2 separate regions of the Homo sapiens genome follow, and region 2 is linked to region 1. The links are chromatin contacts, found by Hi-C or POLR2A ChIA-PET in ENCODE. All regions are on one chromosome and are shown on one strand. The core of a region is the stretch at or near the end of the contact, and the rest is flanking DNA. Distances in the headings are between cores, read along the strand shown.

Evidence for each region. Hi-C counts contacts between places; a loop is a spot of excess contacts on that map. ChIA-PET counts read pairs that join two places held with the same protein, here RNA polymerase II (POLR2A). Pooled maps may share reads with other maps.
Region 2: a loop to region 1 is called in a pooled map, with 4 times the contacts of the local background. The contact joins two enhancer-like sites. A Hi-C loop is called at or near these places in 1 of 168 maps with a recorded cell type or tissue (breast epithelium), 2 of 37 single-sample maps with no recorded cell type and 4 of 50 pooled maps. POLR2A ChIA-PET finds 5 or more read pairs at or near these places in 2 of 52 experiments (MCF 10A and RWPE1).

What each region holds. Positions count from the first base shown.
Region 1 is chr19:54,604,533-54,608,041 of GRCh38, forward strand. No RefSeq gene overlaps it. Among named protein-coding and RNA genes, the nearest start is that of LILRA1, 13 kb to the left of the region's middle. Within about 2 kb of position 1,884, at least 2 of the 41 ENCODE cell types and tissues checked have a DNase peak (open chromatin) inside an H3K27ac peak, as active enhancers do.
Region 2 is chr19:54,957,136-54,960,661 of GRCh38, forward strand. It overlaps a transcript of NLRP7 not described here. Among named protein-coding and RNA genes, the nearest start is that of NLRP2, 7.5 kb to the right of the region's middle. Within about 2 kb of position 1,901, at least 4 of the 41 ENCODE cell types and tissues checked have a DNase peak (open chromatin) inside an H3K27ac peak, as active enhancers do.

The DNA of each region.
Region 1 (3,509 bases), core at 634-3,133:
AAAATTGCTTTCACTGAGTATGAAAACAGTAATATCTAGTAACTTGCAGCTCAGATAATGCTTTATTTTTCCTCCCACTTTCTCTATCAAAATAGATGAAAACATTTCTATATTAATTAAAGGGTAAGATATAACACCTGGAAGAGAAAGCACATCTGATGATTGAGGGATCCACCCTCCAATCCCTCCTCAGCCCTCATGCAGGGGAAGCCCAACCTAATGGGCTTCACAGGTCTGTCTTGCTCTGAGCCTTTTTCTGCTTAGGAATTGGTCCCCTGCTGACCCCTTTAACTTTTAGGTATTAACCTGAGTAAGCATAGAGTTCCTCACTTGCTGTTAATCCCTTGAGAGTACATTTTCAACATTTCCTTGCCTTTCATTTTTCTGTTGGGAAGTCCGATCCCAGTGATCATGCTATTCTACTGACATGTTGAGTTGAAAATCACAGGACACAAAAATGTGTTTTAAACTATACAATTTATGCTAGACAATTTCAGTCTAGCATATATACTTTTTAATCTACTTCTGGTATTTTTCAATTTATCATGGTAGGTCAAGGTTTACATTGCATGTTTAAATGTATGCATCTTAGCACTTAATTAGTCTTTCCTCGTCTCTGTCAAATGTTCAACTCTTTAATTCGTGAGCTGTTGCCAGACATTATTCTCCCTTCTTTCCTTCTGACACGTACAATAGATATGAGGTTCTCCCTCCTCACAATATTCCCCCAAATATGGTGAATTTTCACTTTTGGTGTCTCCATAGTGCATTCTGGAAAATTCTCCCAATTTTGTTTTCCAATTTAATAAATGTCTCTTTAGCTGTATCTTGACCTTGATAGAATAAATATTTTGAGTGTGCTTCTTCAACTGAATTTTTGCCTCTAGGATTTCTAACTCATTTCTCTGATGCTCATTTTTTGCCAGTATAATCCATATTCTTGTCTCAGAAATTTAATTTCCTCTTGTATTTTTTTCAGATATTTAAACATGTTTAATTGAAAAAGGGTCTTATGCGTTCCTAGTATTCTATTTCTTTGCACATAATAATCCTTATCAACAAATGTGTAGACTGATGATCATAGCACTTTTTATCATTAGAAGGATGGCTCTTGGTTGTCTATTTTTGTTGGACACTCACCTCCTACACTCCTGAGCTACCATGGAGGGATCCTCTCAAGGCAGTTTTTAGTAATCCAGGACTGAAAATGGGGGACTGTTCCAGCTACTGATGACACGTGGCATTCATTTCCCAAACATAGTGTCTGCTCAGGTTGCTCCCAGAAGGAAAAAAATGCATGTGAAATTCACACTCATGGCCGGGCACGGTGGCTTATGCTTGTAATCTCAGCACTTTGGGAGGTCGAAGTGGGCAGACCACTTGAGGCCAGGAGTTCAAGACCAGCCTGGCCAACATGACAAAACCCCGTCTCTACTAAAAATGCAAAAAAATTAGCCAGGCCTGGTAGTGGGCACCTGTAATCACAGCTACTCAGAAGGCTGAAGCAGGAGAATCACTTGGTCATGAGAATCAGGCAGGAGAATCACTTGGGAGGTGGAGGTTACAGTGAGTGGAGATCATGCCACTGCACTCTAGCCTGGGCAACAAGAGCAAAACTCCATCTCAAAAAAAAAAAAAAAACTCATACCCACACATGATACAGATACCCACATGTAAGAACTCTGCAGTGAATGAATTTGTTTCACACACACCCAGGGGAGTTGGCTCAGTGGTGGCCATGGGCCTGGGTCGGTAAATAGACATATTCCATCACAGCTTTCAGCCTTGCCCAGAGCCCTGGCCCTTCTCTGCCTGTGAGGACCCAGGGCCCCTTTTCTGTTCTGCACAGAAATGGAAACTTCCTCCCTAATGACCCCTAATGGCACCAGACACAGATGCCCTCTCTGTTTCGTGTGTATCCTTCTCCTTCTGATGAACTTTCATTTCTCATTTTCTGGACATGACTGTGATAACCGGGGTGTTGATGAAATATTATGAGAAGCATCTCTCAAGGGCAGGAACAAAGGGGCTCTCCTTAGTGGAAACATCAATCTCAGGCCTTGATGGTGGGCGCCAGCATCCCCTCATGCCCCCACCCCTCCTGTCTTCACCTGCTCTGGAAATTACCCATGGCTGAGCCCCCTGCAGCCCCCAGGCTCCAATGACCCAGCTCCCCTGTGATAAATGGGGTTCATGACAGGCTCCAAATGAGGAAACCAAGGCTCAGAGATGGGAGGTTACTGCCCAAGTTCACACAGGCAGGGGGTGACACAAGAATATTTAAATAAAGACAAGATTTCCCCTCAAAGCAGAGTGCTAACCCCACGTATTGTCCCAGAACCTTGAACTCAGGAGCACAGGATGGGAACAGGAGTGTTTGAAAGAAGACGGGGGCACCAAGAAGGCAGAGTCAGGTCAATGTTGTTTCCAGGGAGACGGGGGCGGATGCTGTTGCGATGAGTCAATGAGAAGTTCGTGAAGGGAACGTTTTTGCATAAAGAAAACCCACACTCCAGTTCTGGGGAAAGAGTCATGATTCCTTCCCTTGTCTCCCTGTATTTCCCCTTTCTGTTCATTGCCGCAATAAAGCTCAACTGGAACTGCAGAGCAAGATGTGAGATGAGTCTCTGCTGATGTGAGTCTGCCCCGCAGCCTGAATTTGCATCTTCCCTGAAGCTTCCCCAGGACTGGTGAGAAGACTGGCCATGGTAGTTTCCCCACAAGAGTGTGTTTATGGGTGAGCTGAAGGAGAGAGTGAAACCCCATGAGGAGGCTCTGAGAGGAAGGAAGAACCCTCCGTTGCCTTCACCTGGAAGGGATCAACTCAGGAAGGCACCACGTCCATTTGCAGCCACGTCCTGGCCCTTAATGAGAAGAGGACAGGACAGGCAGACAGTGAAAGGAGATGAGGAGAGACCCCATGTGTGTCTGAAATATCAACAGAAAGCCTGGTACCTGTCTCAGGCCAAGCACTAGGAAAACAAGAGCCAGGCTCGTGGCGGGGTCCGGGACAGTACACTACCCATGGAGATGCTGGTGGGAAAATCCTGTAAGGGAGAGAACCCTTCCTTTGTGTGTGTTCTGTGGACACCATGGTCTTATCCACCCACACAGCCGGGGCCAGTAGGAGGAAACATCATGACTCTCACCCACACGGCCATGGTCCACTTCACTGAGATTTGACAAGGGGAATGGGAGATTCTAGCATGAGAGGGACCCTGCCCCACAGGTAGGCCCTGGTCCAGTAGGAGACCCCAGGGGATTAGGGAAGATCTCAGGAAGGAGAGGACCTGCCCAGGCTTCAGGGGCAAATCTCTCAGCGGGAACTCTCTTCCAGGGCTGAGTCTGGGCCTCAGGACCTGCGTGCAGGCAGGTGAGTCTGTCCCCAGCTGTCCCAGGTCCCTCCTCCTCACCGGGGACAGGGTCCCACCCCCGGGCAGCTGGGGCTGGAGAACAGCAACTCTGGGCTGACTGAGAGGGATCATGGGGGGATCTTGGGCTGAAAGCTG
Region 2 (3,526 bases), core at 651-3,150, 350 kb after region 1:
CTCAGCCTCCCAAGTAGCTGGGATTACAGGGCACACCACCACACCTGGCTAATTTTTGTATTTTTAGTGGAGACTGGGTTTCACCCTGTTGTCCAGGCTAGTCTCAAACTCCCGACGTCAGGTGATCCACCCATTTCGGTTCCCAAAGTGTTGAGATTACAGACCGTGAGCCACTGGGACGGACACCCCTACTCCTTTCTTCTTCTTCTTCTTTTTTTTTTTTTTTTTGAGATGGAGTCTCCCTTTGAAGCCCAGGCTGGAGTACAATGGTGCGATCTTAGCTCACTGCAGTTTCCTCCTCCCGGGTTCAAGTGATTCTCCTGCCTCAGCCTCCGGAGTAGCTGGGATTACAGGCACACACCACCACACCAGCTAATTTTTGTATTTTTAGCAGAGATGGGGTTTCACCATGTTGGCCAGGCTGGTCTCAAACTCCTGACCTCAGGTGATCCACCCACCTTGGCCTCCCAAACTGCTGGGATCACAGGCGTGAGCCACTGCACCCTACACTCTTATACTCCTTTCTGTAGCTCAGGCAGCTAGATGAGCTTCAATCATCTGGCCCTTCCTCCAGTCTCACATTTTTGTGGGACTCCTGTGCATACATAATTGAATCTGGTTTTTCTTCTGTCAAACTGTTTTGTGTCAATGTAATTCATAGCCCATCCAAAGAACCTAGGAGGGTGGAGGGAATCCATTTTCTCTCCTCCACACTGGAGGGCCATGGAGCCCAAGAGTTCAAGACTGGCCCGGTGTACAAAGTGAGACCCAGTCTCTATTTAAAAAAGATGGGGAGGGGGCCGGGCACGGTGTCTCACGCCTGTAATTCCAGCACTTTGGGAGGCCCAGGTGGGTGGATCACCTGAGGTCAGGAGTCCGAGACTAGCCTGGCCAAGGTGGTGAGACCGTGTCTTTACTAAAAATACAAAATTAGCTTGGTATGGTGGCAGGAGCCTGTAATCCCAGCTACTTGGAAGGCTAGGGCAGGAGAATCGCTTGGTTTGGGATTTTCTCCCTGAGGCACTTGCTATCTCCAGGATTATGGGTCTCAGGTGAAAGAAAGACAAAGAAGGAGAGAGAGACAGAGAGGGACAGGGAAAGAGAATTTCAGACTTATCTAACATTGACACTTAGGAGAAGTAGGGAGAAAGAGGTGGGAAAATAAAGTGGCTAGGTAAAAATGAACATGTCAGTAACAATAATAGCATTAACAATAACTAGTATTGCCGGGTGCAGTGGCTCACGCCTCTAATCCCAGCACTTTGGGACGCCGAGGTGGGCGAATCACAAGGTCAGGAGTTCAAGACCAGCCTGGCCAACATGGTGAAACCCTGTCTCTACTAAAAATACAAAAAGTTAGCTAGCTGGGCATAGTGGTGCATGCCTGTAATCCCAGCTACTCTGGAGGCTGAGGCAGGAGAATCGCTTGAACCCGGGAGGCAAAGGTTGCAGTGAGTCAAGATCAGGCCACTGCACTCCAGCCCAAGGGACAGAGTGAGACTCTGTCTCAAATAATAATAATAATAATAACTAGTGGCCAGGCACAGTGGCTCACGCCTGTAATCCCAGTGTAGCAGGACGAGCCACAGACAAAAACCTCTCAGACACCGAGTTGTAGAAGGAAGGGCTTTATTCAGCTGGGAGCATCGGCAAGCTACTGTCTTAAAATCCAAGCTCCTCGAGTGCACAGTTTCTGTCCCTTTTAAGGGCTCACAACACTAAAGACTGCGCATGAAAGGGTCATGATTGAGCAATCTAGGGGATACATAACAGGGGTTTCGTGCACTGCTGGTCAGAGAGAAAGAATAGGGCAGGGAGTTTCACAGTGTTCTTCTATACAATGCCTGGAATCTATGGATAACATCGGGTTCTAAGTCATGAGTTGATTTTTATCTACTAGGTTTACGCCAGGCAGGCCCAGGCCTGGTTTCGGGTCTGGTTTTGGGTCTGGTGCCTGGCGCCGGGCTACCTGCCTTTGGTTTCACTTCCTTGTTTTTTTCTTTTTCTTTTTTTTTTTTTTTGAGACAGAGTCTTGCTCTGTCGCTAAGGCTGGAGTGCAGTGGCACAATCTCGGCTCACTGCAAGCTCCGCCTCCTGGATTCAAGCAATTCTGCTGCCTCATCCTTCCGAGTAGCTGGGATTACAGGCGCACGCCACCATGCCCGGCTAATTTTTGTATTTTTAATAGAGACGGGGTTTCACCATGTTGGCCAGGCTGGTCTCAAACTCCTGACCTTGTGATCCACCCGCCTTGGCCTCCCAAAGTGCTGGGATTACAGGCGTGAGCCACCGTGCCCGGCCTCCTTGTTTTTTTTCTAAAACAAGTACTGAGTATAAAACAATATAAAACAATATGAGACGGTTTCTCTCTTCCCTCACCAGCACTTTGGGAGGCTGAGGCAGGTGGATCACAAGGTCAGAGTGGATAGCACTTTAGGAGGTTGAGGTGGGAGGATCCCTTGAGCCCAGGAGCTCAAGTCCAGCCTGGGCAACATAGCAAGACCCCCATTTCCAATTTTAGTGTATGTGCTGCCAAAGCAAATACTCTGAGACCCTGTTTCTACAAAAAATAAAAAAATTAAAATTAGTGCTTGGAAAAAAAAATTAGTGCTTGACCAGGAGGCAAGCACACCTCCTCATCCTCTCATGGATGTCTGTCTGTAGAAAGTAAATGGAGACAGCTTCATTTTACCCAACTGCTCCGTTTTAGGTCCGCTCCTGAGCTTCTGTTGTTCCCAGCCATGCAACCCTGGGAGCCGACTCCCGGCTGCAGAGCCTTGTCAGAAGCAGGCAATGTACACAGAGACCCAAGGCCTGGTGTAGACAGGCTTTCACAGACCTGGGCATTTTGTTGAATTGTTTTTGAATTGTGGTTTCTTATCAGTTCATCCGATACTCTGTTCTAACCACGTAGTTCCTCTTTTGGATCTCCAAACCCCTTTGCAGGTTCCATCTACCCGAACCAAACTCACTTATTCCAACAGAAGTCTGGTGTTTCTTGTTTTTTTTGTTTGTTTGTTTCTTTCGTTTTGTTTTTTGAGATGTTGTCTCCCTCTATCACCCAGGCTGGAGTGCAGTGGCGAGATCTCAGCTCACTGCAACCTCTGCTTCCCGGGTTCAAGCAATTCTCCTCCCTCAGCCTCCTGGGTAGCTGGGATTACAGGTGCCTGCCGCCACACCCAGCTAACTTTTGTATTTTTAGTAGAGACGGGATTTCACCATGTTGGCCAGGCTAGTCTCGAGCTCCTGACCTCAAGTGATCCACCCATCTCAGCCTCCCAAAGTGCTGGGATTACAGCCTTAAGCCACCGCGCTCAACCAGAAGTCTGTTTAAATCCATCCTTCTCCCCAGCCACCCATGAGTTATGTGACCTTGGGGTTGCTACTTAACATTTCAGTCTCAATTTCCTCAATAGAACAAAAGTTAGAAGAATTGTAACAAAAGATAGTTTTATTTTTATTTTTATTTTTATTTTTTGAGATGGAGTCTTGCTCTGTCACCTAGGCTGGAGTGCAGTGGTGTGAT